Linked DNA regions of Homo sapiens: region 1 is linked to region 2. Evidence: chromatin loops called from intact Hi-C (ENCODE). Cell type or tissue: Caco-2. All regions are shown on one strand. Links, peaks and the distances in the headings refer to the core of each region. The heading gives the core; the rest is flanking DNA. Region 1 overlaps LOC105379013 (a long non-coding RNA gene). Region 2 overlaps LOC105379013 (a long non-coding RNA gene).

Region 1 (9,380 bases), core at 1,032-9,031, 200 kb before region 2:
ACTCTGTTGAAGCAGGGGTTGGTAAACTGTGGCCTGTAGGCCAAGTCCTGCCCACCACTTGTTACTGCTCAACTTGTGAGCTGAGAATGGTTTTTACATTTTCAAATGGCTGAAAAATAATCAAAAGAAAAATAATATTTCATGACCCATGAAAATGATATGAAATTCAGATTTCAGTGCTCATAAATAAAATGTGATTGAAACACAGTCATGCTTATTCATTTAAGCATTGCTGGCTGGTGGCTGCTTTAGTTCTTCAGTGACAGAGGGGAGCAGTTGCAACAGAGGCTGTGTAGCCCACAAAGCCTAAATTATTTACTGTTTAGTCCTTTATAGAAAAAAGTGTGCTGACTCCTGTGTTAAAGAATCAGAAGAGGAGCTGACTAGAAGGATTAACCATGGGTGAAAAAGGGGAGTGAGAGATCAGAGAAAGGAGAATAATAATAGTATTGTAATGGTTACTTGCTAAGTGCCAGGTATTTTATGTGCAATACCACTTTTAATCCTCTCAGTTATCTTTGAGGTAGAGTCAGGGTCCCAGCCAAGCACAGATGCCCACTCCAAGTAGGATAATTGGAAGGCGGTTTGGTAACTGGAGTGTTTATAGAGTAAGACCTGTGGTAAGGATCCATAAGAGATAGTGCAGTGTCCCAGGCTAGTGACAAAGAACTGGTTACCACCTCTAGGCCTGAAGCATTGAGGGAAGAGAGGAGGTTCCAGAATCCAGAAGGAAAGAGTTATGCAGATAGGGCTGCCTTGAGAGCAGCAGTGACCTTCAGTTGGAGGACACAGCCAGTCAGATAGGACCGCACAAGGAGCTGAGGCCATCAACAGCCTGCACTCACTCTTTTCTTCCTCCAGTCTCTTTCTGGGGCAGGAGTCTGTTGGATACAACCAGGGCAGGCTGTTGGACTCAAAGAGGGAGGCTGCTGAGGAGTTTCATCCAGGTCAGTCTCCTGGGGCAGAAAGAATAGTGAAGGGTGTAAGGGGATCTGTCGGGCATACCAGTACAGGTGGGTACCACTGTCATCAGCATTCTCCCCGCAACCCCAGCTGGTCCACTTATAAATGGTCAAAGCTAGGTTTAGGAAGGTTAAACTGTGTCCCTCAGTACACGCTGAGCTGGGACACTCTGATTCCAAGACCCTTTGTTTTAACTATTATGTTATCCTGCATTGAGATGGAAGAAACCTTGAGGGGATTCAGGTTTCCTCCCTCTCAGCTTGGGAATAGCTTTTGCAGCATATTTTCACGTGATCCTTTGGCCAATACTTGAATATCTGCCTACATGGGTATTAGTGACTGTCTTGTGGTCATTTTTGTCTCCACTGGGGGGATTATTCTTATGACTGGGAAGCTTTCTCTTAGATTGGACAAACCCAGGGGGTAACATTTACTAATCAAAAAAATCAAATCTATTTTTAATTGATACATAGAAATCTGAAGCTCTGTTTTCTCCTTTACTCATTTTCTCAGATGTTACTCTTCAGAATTAGTAGGGAGATTCCTCTCTTACTATTTTTCTGTCTTTGAGCCCCTGGATGTCCTTTTTGTATTCGGGTTTTTTTAATTTTTTTTCGAGACAGATTTTCAGTCTTCACCCAGGATGGAGTGCAGTGGCATAATCATGGCTCACTGTAGCCTTGACCTCCCAAGCTCAAGCAATCCTCCCCTCTCTGCCTCCCAAGTGGCTGGGACTACAGGCACATGCTACCACACCCAGCTAATTTTTATATTTTTTGTAGAGATGGGGTTTTGCCATGTTGCCCAGGTTGGTCTCGAACTCCTGGCCTCAAGTGATCTGCCTCGGTCTCCCAAAGTGCTGGGATTACAGGCATGAGCCACCACTCCTGGTCCAGTTATATGATTCTTTTATGGACACTCCCTCCTGTAGCCAGATGGTCACTTCCCATAGTCTTTATCTTTCAAAGTCACAGCCTAAACATCAGAAGGAATAAAGGAACCACTGGGCTACAAATTTTTCTTCTACTCTTTTTAAAAGTTTGAGCTCTTAAAAGCAGGGAAGGCTGCACAGTTCCATGTAAATCCGTAGAGGTGGGTAGTAGCCGGGGAGAGTGGTCAGTGATACATCCTGCAGGCTGTGCATACCCACCAGGAAGAAGGCTCACCTCATGACTGGCCGCATCAGGCCATATGTCTTCCTTTCTCATGCTGCAATGGGAAGGCATGCGGGACACCCTTTCCTGGCTGTGGTAGCAGGATACCTCAAACCCACTGGTGCTTAGGAGTCCTTTTTGTTCCATGGAACATAGGATGTGGTTTCTTTTTCAGAATAAGTCTAGGACCGGATAAAACTTTGTGAACTCTGATGACGGTAACAGTGATAACAATGACCTTTTATTGAGTGCTTAATCCTTGGTAAACCAAGAATAGTTCTCACCATTTACCATTTGTGTCCAATGGACCCTTTTTGTGTTTTTATATTTTTTAGTCATTTTATGAGTAATTTACAGAAGACCAGATATATTATGAAAAATAACTTTATTAAAAATTTTAATAAAAATGTAAACATAGCAAACTCCAGTTTTTCTTACCATATTTTCCTGGTGTAGAAGGTATTGATGCCTACAATTTTTGGGCAACTTCCTTCGAATGCCATTAACTGGTGATCAATTGTCATGCATGATTCTGGAACATGTTGGTCTTAGAAATACAGCATTGATTCCAAATTTCAAGTCCATCTCTAAAAGTTTAGCTTATCGTTACCTCTAATTTTATCTTCTTGCAGTTATATCATCAAAATAAAATATTTTTAAAAACTGTGGCTCATGATTTGTTTAAAAGAGGACTCACATCTTCATTCTATAATTGCAAAACATTTTCATGTTTTATCAATTAGAATGATTCAATTGATTGTTTTGGTTTCCACATTATTTTCTTCCATTCCCCTTTCAGTACACACCCACCTAGTCCACTTATGACCCATATTAAGCAAATTTTGGTGCACAACCACATAAGAGACAAAAGAATATTATTACTTTTTTTTTTTTTCAAAACGGGATGGTCTATGTTCTGATCACAGAACACTGCATGATAAAGTTCTTCCTGTTGAGTTACTAACTCATTGAGGACACGATATTTCATTTTTGTCCTTAAAAATATAGTGTCCATTTATTGATTCTAGACTTTGGAAAAATTCACTTAGGATATTGTCATCTGAAAACTCACAGTCTAAAATTTTGCTTATATGAAATCTCTTTGCATTAATCTTATGATTTGTTTAATAATATGAAACATCTTCCTCTGTAAATTTGCTTATCTTTGCCATTGTGGTTGGAAAATAAAAATTATGGATGCTCAGTTGTGTATAAAAGATGAGAAGAAACTACAAAGATGGTGTCTTTACTGTTCTCCTAAACCTTCTTGAATGATTCTACAATACTTGGGGCAGGACAGCAGGAAAACTAAAAGGTGATGTAATAGCCACAGTTTAGTTCATTATTGCATCAGCCTTTTATGAAATTATATCATTTTTCCATTTCACATTATTTTAGTGTTTTTAAACACAGTTGGGAATAATTGGTGAGTAATGATCAAATGATGACTAGAATGATGAATAGCAAAATGTTTCAAGATATAAGAAAAAGAAAATCACTAAGATTCCATAATATAGCTTGGATTTACAAAAATTGCAAGATTGACTTTTATTCTATTTTTTAAATAGTAAATTTTCTCTTGTTATTTGGAAGACCTCTAAGAAAAAGTAAAAGCAATGTAATATCAATCCCTACAAATAAATTGCTCAAAAATAAAATCCAAAAGCTAAAATGGGATCCTGTGTTTCCTGATGTTATAGTTAACGTGTTAGACACCATATAAAGAAATTTATAAACGTGACTAAATCCAGCTAATGGATTGAAAAAAAGAATAAAGTTTCAGTTGGAGATGATGAAAATGTTCTGGAGATGGAGGGTAGTGATGGTTGCACAGCAATGTGAATGTACTTAATGCCACTGAACCATACCCTTAAAAATGGCCAAAATTATAAATTTTATTATGTCTATTTTACCACAACAAAAAAAAGGCATGTTTATTGAATGCTTACTTTGTGTCAAATACCTGATGTCATCAGTGCAGTTATCACAGTGACATGAGTTAAAACTATCTCTCCTCCAGTGGATGGGGAAGGCTGACAGAGACTAAGTAAATTGCCCAGAATCACAACTGGTCATGGCAGAGCAGGAGGAGGATTCCAGCAGAAAGCCCCCAGAGCCTCGTATATAACCACTACAGTGCTTGTGAGGCCAGGCTGGGGTGCAGAGGCGTCATTCCCCTGGGTGTGCCATGCCCTCTTTCTTCTTTCCAAACTCTTAGGTGATCTGGGATTCCTTAGCTACCTCCTCAGAATCTCTTCTGATTTCTTTCAAGGCTCTGTGGGGAAAAAAAAAAAAAAAAAAAGCTTTGTACGTAAGACCACTTGTACTCTCGGCCAAAGCAGCTGCTGACATCCTCAGAAGTGAAGACAAGCATGCCCGTGTCCCAAGGGCTGGAGGAAAACAGTCTCCCAGCACCCCTCCCAAACCAGCCATCATCTGCCTCCACTGGACTTGGTTCTATGTGGCCGCCTCCACCAGACTCTGCTTATAAATGGCCAGGACACCTTCCACCATGTCTATTAGCCACTTTTCTGCCAGGTGGTGGTAATTCTCACTAATTTGTACCAGCTTCATAGATGTCAAGCCAAATTTCATTTTATTATGTTTTTGAAGAAGAAATATTGATTAGCTGGGTGTTAGTGAAATTATTTTCTACAAGTTGGGTGATGGAAAGAGATTTCAAAGTATGCCTACTATCTAAAACACATTTACAAATGATATATGCAAACATTATTTTAATAAAAATTACATTGGTGTGAATAAACAGAGTGTGAGCAGGCAGCATAATAATGTCTATTTTTCTGAGTGCAAAAATACACAGTTCAAAGATAAATCTGTTTTAGGGCAAGAAGGTAATTGGGGTAAAGAGCAGGGAGTGTGTCTTAGAGCTGTGGTTCCTGACTGGGCCAGCTGAGGGCAGTGGTTCTGGTGAGAGCAATTGTCGGCTTAGAGGCCTAGAGTTTCCTAAGGATGTCTGCTGAATAGTCATTGTGAGTAATTAGGAGAAAGAGTATCTCTAGCATTAACAGGGCCCAGTTAGGGTGAAGGGTGATAGGAAGTGCCCAGACTGCCTACCTACTGGGTTTCTTAAAGAGGTCCTGGCGGTCCCCGAGGTACATGCTGGAAGTGCAAATCCTAGTGCCCTACCCATAGATTACTGAGTCAGAAATCTCTCAGGTGATTCTTTTTCACAGTCAAGGCTGAAAATTACTGCTGCGTTAGCTTCTCTTCAAGTGGAAGCATGGAGTTGAAGACAATAGAAGGAACTAGACCAAGATTAAATGCTGGGTTTTATGGGATTGCTATAGAGCCATGTAGGATCCGATGCAGGATCCGGGAAGTAGAAATGCAAGAAGAGAGTCAGAAAAAGAGATCTCCTAGGAGACTGTTAATTTACTAGCCTGGTTGGAAATACAACGCATGGAAACAGGTGAGGCAGACAGAGTCATCCAATTGCAGGGTCGGAACTTGGAAGGCCTGAGGCATGAAGGGAACAGGGTGGGGGTGCAGTCCTCACTATCGGGAGGGCTGAGGGCCACACCACAGTGCAGGACCGAGAGGCTGGGGCCAAAGGAGCTACTGGGTCCCAAGTTCTGTCCTGGAACAGTAATAAGCCGTCCTGCACCTGTCCTTGGCTCCAAGGCTAAACTGGAAAGCCCAGTTTCCCATCATGCCTTTCCAAGTGGTTGCAGTCACAGGAGGTCCTGTTATAAATCCAACTCCCAAGTTTCAGACATGGGAAACTGCAATGTAAGATGCGTCTTTAGAGCTCAACAAATGGACTTGCCTTGAGGGGCTGGTGAAGGTGACACCCATCCACCCGACTTCCTTGCCCTTCGTGGGAAGAGCAGTTCAAATGTTGGGCTCAGTGTGAGCAAAGCAAACAGCACAGGTTGAGAAAAGAAGTGAACTGTTGGGACTCAGGAACCCGTGTGTGTGTGTGTGTCTGTGTGCACGCCAAGTGGAGAGGGCAGCCTACAGTGGGCTTTGCAAGTTTGGAATTTATCCTGAGGACAATAGGAAGCCATGGAAGGGTATTAAGCTACAGAACAAAGTGATCAGAATTATGCTGAGTCTAGGAAGTGCTGTTGCTTGGCTGGTTAATTTGATCATATCAACAAGAGAATCAGTACGGGGTCAAATTGGTTGCATTCCTATTTGTTACTGAGACAAAAAAATACAGATTTTGAGGAATGTGATAGTGGCTAGTCCCCTAAGTCCAATGACTAGGTTGGCGTCTGTCATCCTCCCTTAAACAAAAATTCTTCACTTAACTCTAAGCAGGAAATGAAAACGTATGTTCTTGGGGTGACTTCATCTTTTGGAATTTTCTCATATATTTTTCCAAAATTCCAAAGCAATTGTTACAAAAAGGACACAAATATTAATGGCTTAAAAATTTGTCTGTAAATTTGCTTATTTTTCTGAAAAAAAAAAAAAAAAAAACAACAACAAAAACAAAACAAGGAAATTAAACTAGAAATGAATGAAATTGGTTATTTATAGGGATCAGTGAGAACCAAATGCAAGTCATAGGGAAGAAGATGGAATTTCTCTGGGGATCCCTTTTGATTTGGTTTTGTGTTTCAAAGTGTGTTAAAGGTTTACATTTCCAAAAAATAGAATTAAGAAATGGAAAAAAGATGAAAATTGAATTCAAGCAGAAAAAACCCAAAATTACATGAAATAGATAAAAATCACAGATTAGAAAAAGTACTCAAGTCACTTTCGAACAAAGTATGCTGATTGTACAACCCAACATAACATTTTCTAAGAATAAAAATGAAACGGTATGGAAATCTTGAACTCCACTTAATAAATTGTTGATAGTGTGTACTGCAGGACCAGGCAAATGGGTAAACATAACAAGGTTGTTGGGAACCTGGATTCTCACTGTGGAAAAAGAAAGGTACAAATGTGGACTGGGATATCATGGCCCCTGCCTGAATTAATTATCATTATGATGGTTACAAAATGACAATTTTCTATTTCTAAATTTCCTACTCATTTATTAGTTGGTATTCTTCTCTAAAGAGGAGTGTTCCATTCTTCTTCCCACCTTGATTTTTCAAAATATCAGAAAATATATTTGTTCCCTCTAATATGTTATAACCACTTCTGTCATTTGTCATTTTGATGTTTAAATTATCCCAGTTTTCCCAGTGGGAATCCTTTCAAGAAGAATCCTGTGTCTTCTTGACATATCTCCATCTTCCTAAGAAATAAATTTTTGAAATAAAAATAGGTTTATATTGATACCGCTAGGACCAATTCAACACCACAACACAAAACAAACAAATGAAAAAGCAAACATGTCAGCTAAACGCAATGTGAGATCTTTGATTAAACCCTGGAGGCGTGTGTGTGTGGGTGTGCGGGTGTGTGTGGGTGTGTGTATGTGTGTATGTATGTACTTAGATCAGCTGCATAAAACTATAGGGACAATTGAACTTAAAAAAGACCATATTAGAGAATAGTATTATATCAATGTGAAATTTCTGAAGTATGATATGAAAGGAGGAAAACCTTTTGTTGAGATACTCACCTAAGTATGTAGGAGGGAAGTATCCTGAAGCATGGGAAGCTAAAACAATGAATTCTCAAATGATTAAACAAAAAAAAGTGTGTATATGTATACAGAGAGATAAAGCATATTTGGGACAATAAAAATAATTAGTGAATGTAGGTGAGCAATATATGGGTGTTCATTTTACTGTTCTTGCAATTTTCTCCAAGTTAGAGTATTTTGAAAAGAAGTTGGAGGAGGGATGCTGGGTTGCATGAGAAAGACTGTGGAAGACAGGGCTGGGGCTGCACTATACACTTTTAACATCTGCAGGGCATCCTAGAGGGTTCAGAAGGACATGCCACATGGGAAGTTGGCTGGGGGCAAATAGCAGAAAACAGAGCATCTGGGGCAGCAGCTCACTCACAGTGATTTAGGGTCTGCAAGCCTTGGGATTTTAACAATGCAACTATTTGTTTTAAACACACATGTAACATCATTTCATTTTATATGCATACTTTACACATGCAACATTAGGGCCAAATTCCAGCTCCATCCCAGTCCCAATCACTTGATGAGAGGGACATTTATTGGCTTATCTGGCAGATGGGTTTTAGTCCAAAGCTTCTCTTCGTGAATGATTTCAATTCTTGCTCGTTAATCTTCCTGTGAAATCACAGTTAAAGGATTGTGGGTGAACACATCTAAGGTATCCAGTGATCAGCAGTACAGCTTATTTTCTGTCAAGTATGACTTTGTCATTTTTATCTGATACTTACCACACAGCCTCATGCAAAAACAGGTTTGCTTCACCACCACCCCTCCTTCCTGCTCCCCCTTTCCCAGGCCCAGATACAGATTTGTATTCTTGGCATCCTGCTCTTGTTTGATGAGTTTTAGGAGGCTCCAATTCTTGTTTTGTCCCCAGGAGTAAAGCAGCAACTGCTTTAAACTGATAACGACATGATTTTGCTGCCCTATAGACAGTCATTTAAACTCTGTGATATGTGGCCACTGCCTCAAAATTCAAGCAATGGAAATGACATCATTATCAGCCAACTCTTCATGATGAAAAATGACCCACATTAGGAAACAATCTGAACCCAAGGAAACTTTGGTGATCAATCATCACAATTATAACGTGCTGGCCTTTTATGTAAATCCAACCCACAGTGAAGCAGGATTTGGATGGGAGAGTTGGGGGAGGAGAAATCTAGTGGAAAAAGAACATTAGCACAATGTAATTAAGCAAAAGGGAAAGCTTCAGATAATATATGTTTCTCAGGGGACCCTGATAGACCTAAGCTGAAAGGATTGCATCATCATCATTAAAAGCATTTGTTAAATGCCCAGAGCTACAGAGAGATGGGCTGGGCTTTGTGCTGCTTGAAGTTAGTTGAAACAGGCCAAGCCCCTTCCACCAGGAACTTGAGCCCTCCAGGAGCTACCTGGTCGATGAGTAGTGGGCAGGGACATTCCCTCACTGCAGGGGAGCAATTATAACTGCCAGAGGGTGATGTTGCAGCTTTGGAGTGCCTGGCTTTCCCCATTCTACTTTAGTCCCTTCGGGTCATTTGTCCTTTTCAAGGCTGCATGGCCAGCCACATGCTCAAGCTGGTCTCAGTATGAGGTAGAAAGGAGTGGGACTGTCACCATCCATCTGCAAGAAGGCAGAGTGTTTTCAGAGAGCAGAGGAGTTGGGGACTTTGGTGATGAATCATGCCTTACCCGAGGGCATGTATGATTGCACCTGGCCA
Region 2 (9,380 bases), core at 712-8,711:
TTGGGCTGTGTGTCTCTCATCTGATGTTTTGATGTGTATGAATGATCCAGGAAGGTCTGATTGTTATGGAATAAAAACAAACAATTAAAAATTAAAATAGAACCACAGCACTGCTGAGGAACAGCCTGTTGGTAAACAGCAGCAGCTAAAGGCAGAAGATGCAGTGTCTGTTTTTCCTTCCCTAACCTAAGCACTGCACGCATGCGAGGCCAGCACTTTTTGGTGGTGGGTCTGTGGGTAACCACCTCCCTTTCCATACACCCCCTCTCTGCCACAAAGGAAACCAGAGACTGTTGGGTCTGTTTTCTAATAGAGCTCACACTTTTAAAGCACTTCAGATAATTGGTGACGACAGCTCAGTGAGGTGAACAGGAAAGATGCCATTATTCCCAGTTTTTAAATGAGGAATCTGGAGTCAGGGCCACATGGGTAATAAGTGGTGGAGCTGGGACTAGAACCTAGGTCTTTGAACACCTAGGTCAGTGTGCTTCCATGGCCCAGGGCTGCCCTTCTTTCCCAAGCCTGATTCTGTGTCACTGTTGGCCAGCCCTCTATGTTTTCCATGCCTGTTCCCCCACCTCTTTGGAACCTTCTCTTGTCAACTCCTCCTTCTTCCTGTCCTTAGCACCCACCTTTCCTCACTCCCTTCCTTCCTAACATGAACTCTATGGTTCATCCTTTCAATCTTTCCCTTGCAAATGTAGTAAAACCCCCATGATGGTACCTCCTGTTGCAGTGCGAAGTTAGCAGCCTGTAATTGGTGTTTGGCTCCCACCTTCCACCCAGTCCCTATCCTCATTTCACTAACCTAGTTATAACAAGGCTCTCCATTTTATGCAATTCAGTTTTTGGATCTCACATATAATGTTGTGGTGGGGTTTGACTCTACCATCAGCTCCTTTTTCCTGTGCTCTTTCATCATATCTGAATGACTCACTGTTCATCTTCTCAGGTTGAGCGCTCAGGCTGCTGGGCACTGCTGCGGGAAATCACCAACCGATCTGATGAGGCCAATTCCTCCCCTGCTGGGCCACAGGCACTGCTCTGAAATCCTACTCTACCTCTGGTTTGTTTTTCTACACTCTGTTTCAAATCTCTCTGTTCTCTTCAAACCTTGGATTTCTTGCTCGCTTTAAGGAGACAATGTAACTTCCTACTTCACAGAAATAATAGAAACCATTACATGGAAACAACTTCAATTTCTGGCCATGAGATCTATACAAACTTTCCTGCTTTTGTGTTCATCCTTTTGCTTCCAGGTACAGTGGAGGACATGGTCCCTCTCAATTCCAACATCTCTCCATCCACCCATGCCGTGGATCCCATCTTCTGTCTTTTAGCTTGTGTTTCCAACTTTCCTCTCAATAAGTTCAAGTGTCTCTTTTAAAACATAAAACAAAAACCCCTCCTAGACCCCCTTTGCCTACTCTTGCCATTCTTTTGTCAATCTCCATTTCTTCATAGTAAATTTCTAATCTTTACCATATTTTCAACTCTGATTCACCCTTCCACCACCTACCAAACCTGGCTTCCTTCCCCAATGCTCTAAGGACACCTGTTCCACTGACTAAGGTCACCAACAATCTCAGTGCTGCTACATTTGAGGAACACTTCTGCATCTGATTTTCTCTCTCAGAGGCATGGCATATAGTTAATCATTCCATACTCACTGTCATGACAGAGGCTTGACTTTGATGGCACCATTCCCGCTAGGTTTCTTTCTAACTAGCTGATAGGACCTTCTTTTATTCTGGGCTCCGCAGCCTCTTCCTCTACCCAGACATTAAATTTCCTTTTCTCATCTGACTCGCTCCTCAGATGATCCTGTCCATATCCTGTGCAGTGATAACTCCAGGAACTTGAACTACTGCCAAGAATTTTCTACTGATACTCATGGATCAGACTCATGGATCCATCTGCCCACTTGATATCCCCATGTGATAATAGGCCTCAAAAAGAACATGTGCAAACCTGAACTTGTGATCTTTCCCCTCAACACTCTACCCTTCCTTCAATGAATAAACCCTACCCCCATCCCTCCGCCATCCACTCAGTTTTGCCTGTAAAAATCCTCAGAGTTACCTGGACTCCTTATTAGTACTGTCATTCTTGCCTACTTAGCACTCATTCACCTTTGTACTGGGAATAGCTCTTCAAATTTCCTTTCCTGCTCACAATGTCTTTACTCCAGGTGAGATTAATCCTACCTGTTAGCTCCATGGGTAAACATGTTACCCAGGACTAGCCAATAAGGCTCAATTCTAGGAAGTTTCCTGAAACTATTGAGAAGTTGCCTTCTTCTGGAGTTGCTAACCTCTGAGGATGTGAACCTAGAGCTGCCAGCAGCTATTTTGCCACCACAAGGAGAGCTTTCCAGAGAGTGAAGCCATTACACCAGATAAAGAATTCAAAAGAGAGCTACTCTAGAAGACATCATCTGAACTCCTGGATCCAGCCATATATGAAGTATCTGATCTACCCCAAGGACTTCTCCTTCACTTGAATCAATAAATTTTCATTTAGGCTTAAGCCAGTTTGAATGGGATTGCAATCACCCCTACAGAAACAATGCTGACAGATATATCATCCTTAGCTCCTCTCCTTCCTTTACCTCTCCCTAACCTCTCCTCATCCAATCAGTCCTCAAGTCTTTTTGGTTCCACTTGCTGATTCACTAAATATCTCTGAAATCACTCCTCTTCAATCCATTCCAGCCATTACTTTAGGCCAAGCTATCATCTCTCAGTGGCGCAACCACAGTGGCCTTCTAACTGGTAATTCGTGCCCAGTCCTATCTCTTTCATGTACTCTGATATGGTTTGGCTGTGTCCCTGTCCAAATCTCATCTTGAATTCCCATGTGTTGTGGGAGGGACCTGGTGGGAGGTAACCGAATCATGAGGGCAGGTCTTTCTCGTGCTGTTCTCGTGATAGTGAATAAGTCTTATGAGATCTGATGGTTTTAAAAAGAGGGGTTCCACTGAACAAGCTCTCTCTCTTTGCCTGCTCCATCCATGTAAGCCATGACTTGCTCCTCCTTGCCTTCCACCATGATTGTGAGGCTTCTCCACCCACATGGAACTGTGAGTTGAATTAAACCTCTTTCTTTTGGAAATTACCCAGTCTCTGTTATGTCTTTATCAGCAGTGTGAAAACGAACTAATACATACTCTTTACACAATAGTCAGCCTGATCTTAGTAAAATATAAATCTCAGAGCTCTTCATTGCTCCCCCTTGCCCACATAATTAAGCCCAAAGTTGTTCACATGGCCTATAAGCTCTGAATGAGCTGCTGCATGCCTTCCTTTCCAGCTTTATCTCATTCCATTTTTCCCCTAATCCCCTTTATCCCAGCCATGCTAGAAACTACTCCTAAACCTCAGCACCTTGGCAAATGCTGGTTTCACTGCCTGAAACAGTCTTCTCCTTCCTCTCTTCTTAACCAGTTCTAATCTCAATGCCATTTCTCTGGAAAAGGCTGCTGTAATATACCAGACAAGGCCCCTTTATTTCCTGAGCCACCTCTCACACCTGGACACCTTATACTCTATCCTTTGCCTTTTCAGCATTTGTCTTTGTCATCACCTAATTAAGCATTTAATGTTAATGATTAACTGAAGGTCAGATTCCCTCCCTAGACTATAAGCTCCATGAGGACAGGGACCATGGCTGTTTGGTTCACCACTATAGCTTATCATAGGGCCTGACACAAGTTTTGACTGATTATCCTTTGTTCTGGGCTGGAGGGACAGGCAGAGGGGAAACTTAAAGAAAAATAGAGATGTTTTCCAGGCTTTTGAGCAGGTTTACAGATTTCATTTTAGACGAAAATCTTTACATTTCAGCAGTTGACCATCTGTCATACCATTAAGGCAGTATCTCTTGCAGGTGAAGATACAGCAAAAAGTTGGGCAATTTTAAAAAAAAAATCTGGTTTATGTAAAGAACAAAATCTGAAAGAGAAAAAAACAAAAGAAAGCTTCCCTGTTTTTTTCAACAAGGAGTTTCATGAAAAAAATAATAAAAGGAGGGAAGAAACCATGCTAGATTAAAGAGCTTTAAGGGACATAATACTAGATGCAATGCAGGGCCCTAGGTTTGAGTTCGGTTTGGACAAACCAACTGGAAAGGACATTTTTGGGGACGAGCAGGAGGAATTTGAATACAGACTGGGTTTTAGATAAGATGAAAATTTATTGGCAAGGAAAGATGGAGATCATTAACTAAAAAAAGCAGGTTACAAACAGCATGTACAACATGATCTCATTTTGGTAAAAATATGTATATGTATATTTATACACGCATAGAAAAAGCTTTAAGGATATACACACAGGTGTTAACAGTGGTAATCTATGGGTGGTAGGAATATGGTGCTATCGTTTTCTTATTTTTCTTTATCTGAATTTATAACTTTCGACAAGGCACAAATGCTGCTTTTGTAATAATAAAAATTAAAACATGAATTCATTTTAGAAAATTTTAAAGCAGGCTTAAGCAGACCCAGATTTTCACTGAAAGCTGTCCAGGACATTTTTTCTACGTCCTCCACCTTAGAAATGAATAATGTGTCCCAACTTCTGAGTAGGTCTCCGCATGAAGGATTAAAAATTTTTGCAGTCCTTGAACTAAAAGTGAATCAATCAGATATTGAGCATGCATACATTTTCCACTAGCAATGTCAGTAAAGGACCTTCACATCAGTAGCAGGAAAGGTTGCAAGAAAGTAACCCTCACAGGAGGTGCTCACATCATTACCAGGCAACTTCTACACAGCCATTTCCCACTCTAGTGGAAAAATCCACAGTTCATCAACTGTTAAGGATAGTAAGTACATAGAAAATTTAGAAAATGCGGAGTTCCAATGTTATCTGAGAAGTGAAGGAAAGAGAGTTTTGAAGAAAACCATAAAAGACTAGAAAGGTCACCACTGGACACTATTAAGCTGAATATCAGGGATTTGTAACCAAGCCCCAGCCTTATCCCAAAGGAACTGGAAAAGTTCCCAGCCATGGTGGTCCTTATATTCTTTATCTGTAAAATTAGGTCTAGATGAAGTCTAACATTTTTATTTGCTTCACAGCATGGTTCATTACATAACAAAATATTATGTTGCACACTAAGTCACAACATTAAATATAATAAGAGAATTTTGCAAATATCCTCTTCCTGGATTCTTACACGGTGGAGGAAGTTGCCTGTAGAGGGCACTAGTCAGTTAATAACATCTGAATCAGTTTGACTTAAAAGCAAGAAAGGACCTTAGGGGTCACATAGTGGATCCCTCTCTTACAGAGAAGAAACTGAGCCCTAGTGAGATTAGGCGACTTGCTCAGAATCACACAGTTGGCATTTTCACAGAGCTGAGATGGAAAAAAGAACTCTGGTTCATGTTAAAAAACAAAAACCAAACCCAAAAACCTTACAAAGGCCTAGAAATTGAATTGCATTTAGTTGTTCTTTTAATGAATCACCCACCGTGAAAAATAATAAAAAGATTACCACCACCATAAAAAAGGAGACCATCCTAGGAAGCCTACTCTTCAGGACACTAGGAGACAATTAATTCCAGTGTCACTCCCAGCCACAGGGTTATTCAGTGAAATTCCCTTGGCCCATAACCATTTTGTTGATAACCTTTGCTGTCTAAACATCCCTTTGCCAAATTTACACGGCACTCAGATTGCACTGGGGGACAGGATGGTATATAAGAGAGGGGACGGACTTGTTTTTCTTCCTCTCAGCCCCATCAACAGCAGTTAAGTGTCAACCAATGGATTGGATCTACTTCATTCACTGGTTAAAATTAGGCAAACAACTGGACTGGCAATGAGGCTCCCTGAGGCTGGTGTCTGGTTATTTCAGTCACCTTACAATCAGATTAGATCTATCCACCTTGCAAGATTGCCCCTTCCTTGCCAACATACTAGAAACCAGTTTATCTGTTCAAATACTGCATATGGACCCAGACTCTGTAAAACCATGACTAGGATGTTTGATGTGTTATCTTAGGGTTTTTCTGTTTGTTGCTGTTTTGAGAAATAGACATGTAGGTGGTAACATGCTGCAGTAGAACCATCGACTTTGGAGCCCACTAGACAAGGCTTAAATTCTGCCTCCACTTGTGTGTCAGCTGGGTCTCCTCACTGTATTGCTTGACTCTGAGTATCAGATTTCTCATCACGGTATTTACCTTACAGACTGAGGATTAAAGGAGAAAGTTCATATGAAGTGCCTAGATCAGCACCTGGCACTGTACAAATGAGTCTCCCACTTGAAGAATATGGCTGGCTTTCAGAATTAGGAGAGAGTAAGCAGTAGAATTCCACCATGTAATGAATTCAAGGTCATGGCTATTGAAGGAAGGTATTGTCTTTAAAACGTCCCATGAAAAATAGCTTAGATAAACATTCTAGTAGATAAGCTTCAGAAAAGTAATTTTTAACCTACTCCAAACTAATGCCATGGTGTTCTCATTGTTCCTCTACTTTTATAAACAGTGGCATTACTAAATTACAGCCTAAATTCCCCCATGCATTTTAGTGGTGATCCAAGAGCATGCTCAGTTAAAAACATGGGTGGAAGGATTTAGGAGAGTTAGCCACCTCTCCCTACACAATATTTCTAGGGTGCAGAGACAACACTTCTGCTTCCTTTTAAACCCAGTATTTGCTTAGTTTTCAGAAAGAATGAGGCAGTCCCCAAAGGCATGTTGGTCTAAGCATAGAAGCACCATAGTGATGGCATGTTTTCCTAGTTTTACACAGTTGATTTATACCCACTGAGTGCATAGTATGTCTAGGGCACTGGTCATGTATTATTTCATTCAAACTCTACCACAACTTGATGAAGGAGTCACTATTATCAACTTCCATATATTGATGGAGAGGCTGAGGTTTGGAGAAAGTATGTTGCTCACCCAGGTCATGCAGGTGTCAGTGTGGTGAAGCCAGGATGGAGCCCAGCAGCAACATCCGAGCCCCTCCTTCTTCCTGCTGCCTCTTTAGTCTCTTTTTTTTTTTTTTTGTATTTTATTGGCTTTTCTGAATGTGGTAATAACGGGCAAAAGGGCAGGGGCAAAAAATCAAGGAACTTAAGGAATTCACTGAGATCTAAAACGTATTTATATCCACACAGTCTACGTTAACATGATTTTACTATTCCAGGATCTTCATCAGCATAACTTTACTGTTCCAGAAAACTCTTCCTCAAGAAGATAACAGTTACAAATAACTGTATTGTTCATTCCAGGAATTTCCCCAAAGACACATCAACTCGTCAATAGAAAGCATTCAAGGAAAATTTTAAAATTTGAGCATTTCCGAGTCTTTGCCCTCAAAATCTTCATCTTGTGTTTGCCCATTCTAAGTGATTAGATTATGGTCCTCACTAGACCCCAGCCAGGGCTCCCTGGCTCTCACACTAAAAGATACACATTGGAAAAAATCCAGACTTCACAATCTCAAAAATACTCCCAACTTTGCTCCATCCCCTACCTGCACCCCGAGACTCTAGTGAGATTTTTTGTAAATAGTGTTCTCCATTAACTTTAAGCCATCAGTTCTCAACTGGGGATGATTTTGCCTCCCAGGGGATATTTGGCCATGTCTGGCAACATTTCTGGTTGTCATGACTGGGGCTGCTCCTGGCATCTAGAGGGTAGAAGTCAGGAATGCTGCTAAACATCCTATAATGCACAGGACAGCCTCCTCCCCTAATAAAGACTGTCCAGAATCAACAGATTATTTTAATAATATTTTGGAGAGCCACTAATTAGCAATATCTCAGTTAGTGCTACGAAGAAGCTTCCCAAACTCTGAACCCTTCTGGTTATGTTTTTACTCTCTTGATTGCCAGTGTTCTTGCAGGTTCATGAGCCCCAAATCCATGAAGCCCGTCCTTAAGAAATTTCATTCCCAGAGGCTAGACTGCAGACATTTACCTACTCTTCTTATGATGGGGGTTTCCATCTCCTAAGATAGGATCACTTGGTGGCTCGGTTATTTTTTTTAAGACAGGGTCTTGCTCTGTTGCCCAGGCTGGAATGCAGTGGCGCAATCACGGCTCACTGCAGCCTTGGCCTCCCGGGTGTCAGGCGATTCTCCTACCTCAGCCTCCCGAGTAGCTGGGATTGCAGATGTGAGCCACCGCACCTGGCCAAGTTATCTTTAATTTCTACATTGTGTATTGTGTATCAGCTGTTTGAAATGATGAACCTGAGTCCACAATTTTTTTAGAAGATGCTGTTAACTATCTTAATAATGGCAGCATTCCTGAGGTTGTGAAAATGACTTTACTGAACAGGAAGCATGTTTTCCTTATAGACAAATAGCACGAATTCATATTACTTATAAAAGATACTGCCTCTTGAAATTAGCACTTTGAATTTCACCTTTTCGTCTAGATATTTCCACTGGTAACAAAATTTCCCTGGAAGTCAGTGTTTGGAGTTATAAGATCAATTTGTGACCCAAAAATATAAACGGTCTACCTTTTATCCTGTTTGTGATGAGTGAAAGGCAAAAGTAAACAGAAAAAAGAAACCTGATATGACTTCACTCTTGAAATATTGTGCAATGATTTTCTGAAGGTAAGTAGCAGGCTTTGTATCTTGAGAACCTAACGAAGTTAAACAGCAGTCCTCACTCTGGGCACAGAAGTCACAGCTTACAGTACTGGAATGAGGCCCAGGATGATGTCATCCTGGGCAGAGACCTTATCCGTAACCCCACAGTGCATTTGTATTAGGCAGTGATGTCTCTGTCACCAGGAACTTCACTGAGCCTTCCTGAAGCTCTCAAGCATGTCATAGAAATATTGTCCATCTCAAAATTTGCCCTAGAAAGGAACCAGGAAGTTTTCCTTTTTGAAAGTTCTTGAGATGATATATGTCTTGAGTCTTGTGGGGATTCATTCAAATCCCTGGAGCTGGCATAAAGATTTTTGAAGTGAGAACATTTGAGCTAAAGAAGATACAGAAAAAAGTGTTATCTCGACTGCACTTACCTGACTAAAGCAGGGCCTCCCGAAAATACTGCTGCCATTAACCCCCATCTGAGGGGGTTTCCTGGAATTTCGCTGCCAGGGAGACAGAGTGTCCATTGCTATTAGCATCAAAAACCTCAACAGAACCTTCCATACCTTCTTATTGAAGCCCTAACCCCTCTACCCTTTGTTAAATTTTGTATATGAACCCTTTAATCTCAGGCTATTGAGTGAGTTATTATCTCTGAGAACTCCTGTGTATGTGTAAATCGCCTATCTTTTCTCCTGTTAATCTGTCTATTGTCAGTTAACTCATGGGCCTTCAACCACTGGAACTAAATTGGATGAGGAAAAGTTTTCTCCCAATAATTTTGGTGATGAGGATGGGATGGCTGGGA

What was found. A loop is a pair of places that touch in the nucleus more often than their neighbours do. Peaks named below come from ENCODE experiments on the same cell type or tissue, not always from the same donor. Only the 100,000 strongest peaks of a DNase experiment are listed, where the experiment ranks them.
Region 1: it touches region 2 in a loop (2.9-fold over the local background); 4 of 110 quality-filtered maps call a loop at or near these places.

Annotation. Positions count from the first base shown.
Region 1 is chr5:68,657,084-68,666,463 of GRCh38, reverse strand. The region is part of intron 2 of LOC105379013 (a long non-coding RNA gene); the gene reads left to right. LOC105379010 (a long non-coding RNA gene) reads right to left here. Exons shown (of 3, transcript XR_007058808.1): 2 at 8,142-8,289; 3 at 7,248-7,332. Among named protein-coding and RNA genes, the nearest start is that of LINC02198, 370 kb to the left of the region's middle. In Caco-2, for the core only: a CTCF peak has its summit at 5,014 (motif pointing right); no DNase peak of the experiment used is centred there.
Region 2 is chr5:68,456,170-68,465,549 of GRCh38, reverse strand. The region is part of intron 3 of LOC105379013 (a long non-coding RNA gene); the gene reads left to right. Among named protein-coding and RNA genes, the nearest start is that of PIK3R1, 250 kb to the right of the region's middle. In Caco-2, for the core only: a CTCF peak has its summit at 5,255; no DNase peak of the experiment used is centred there.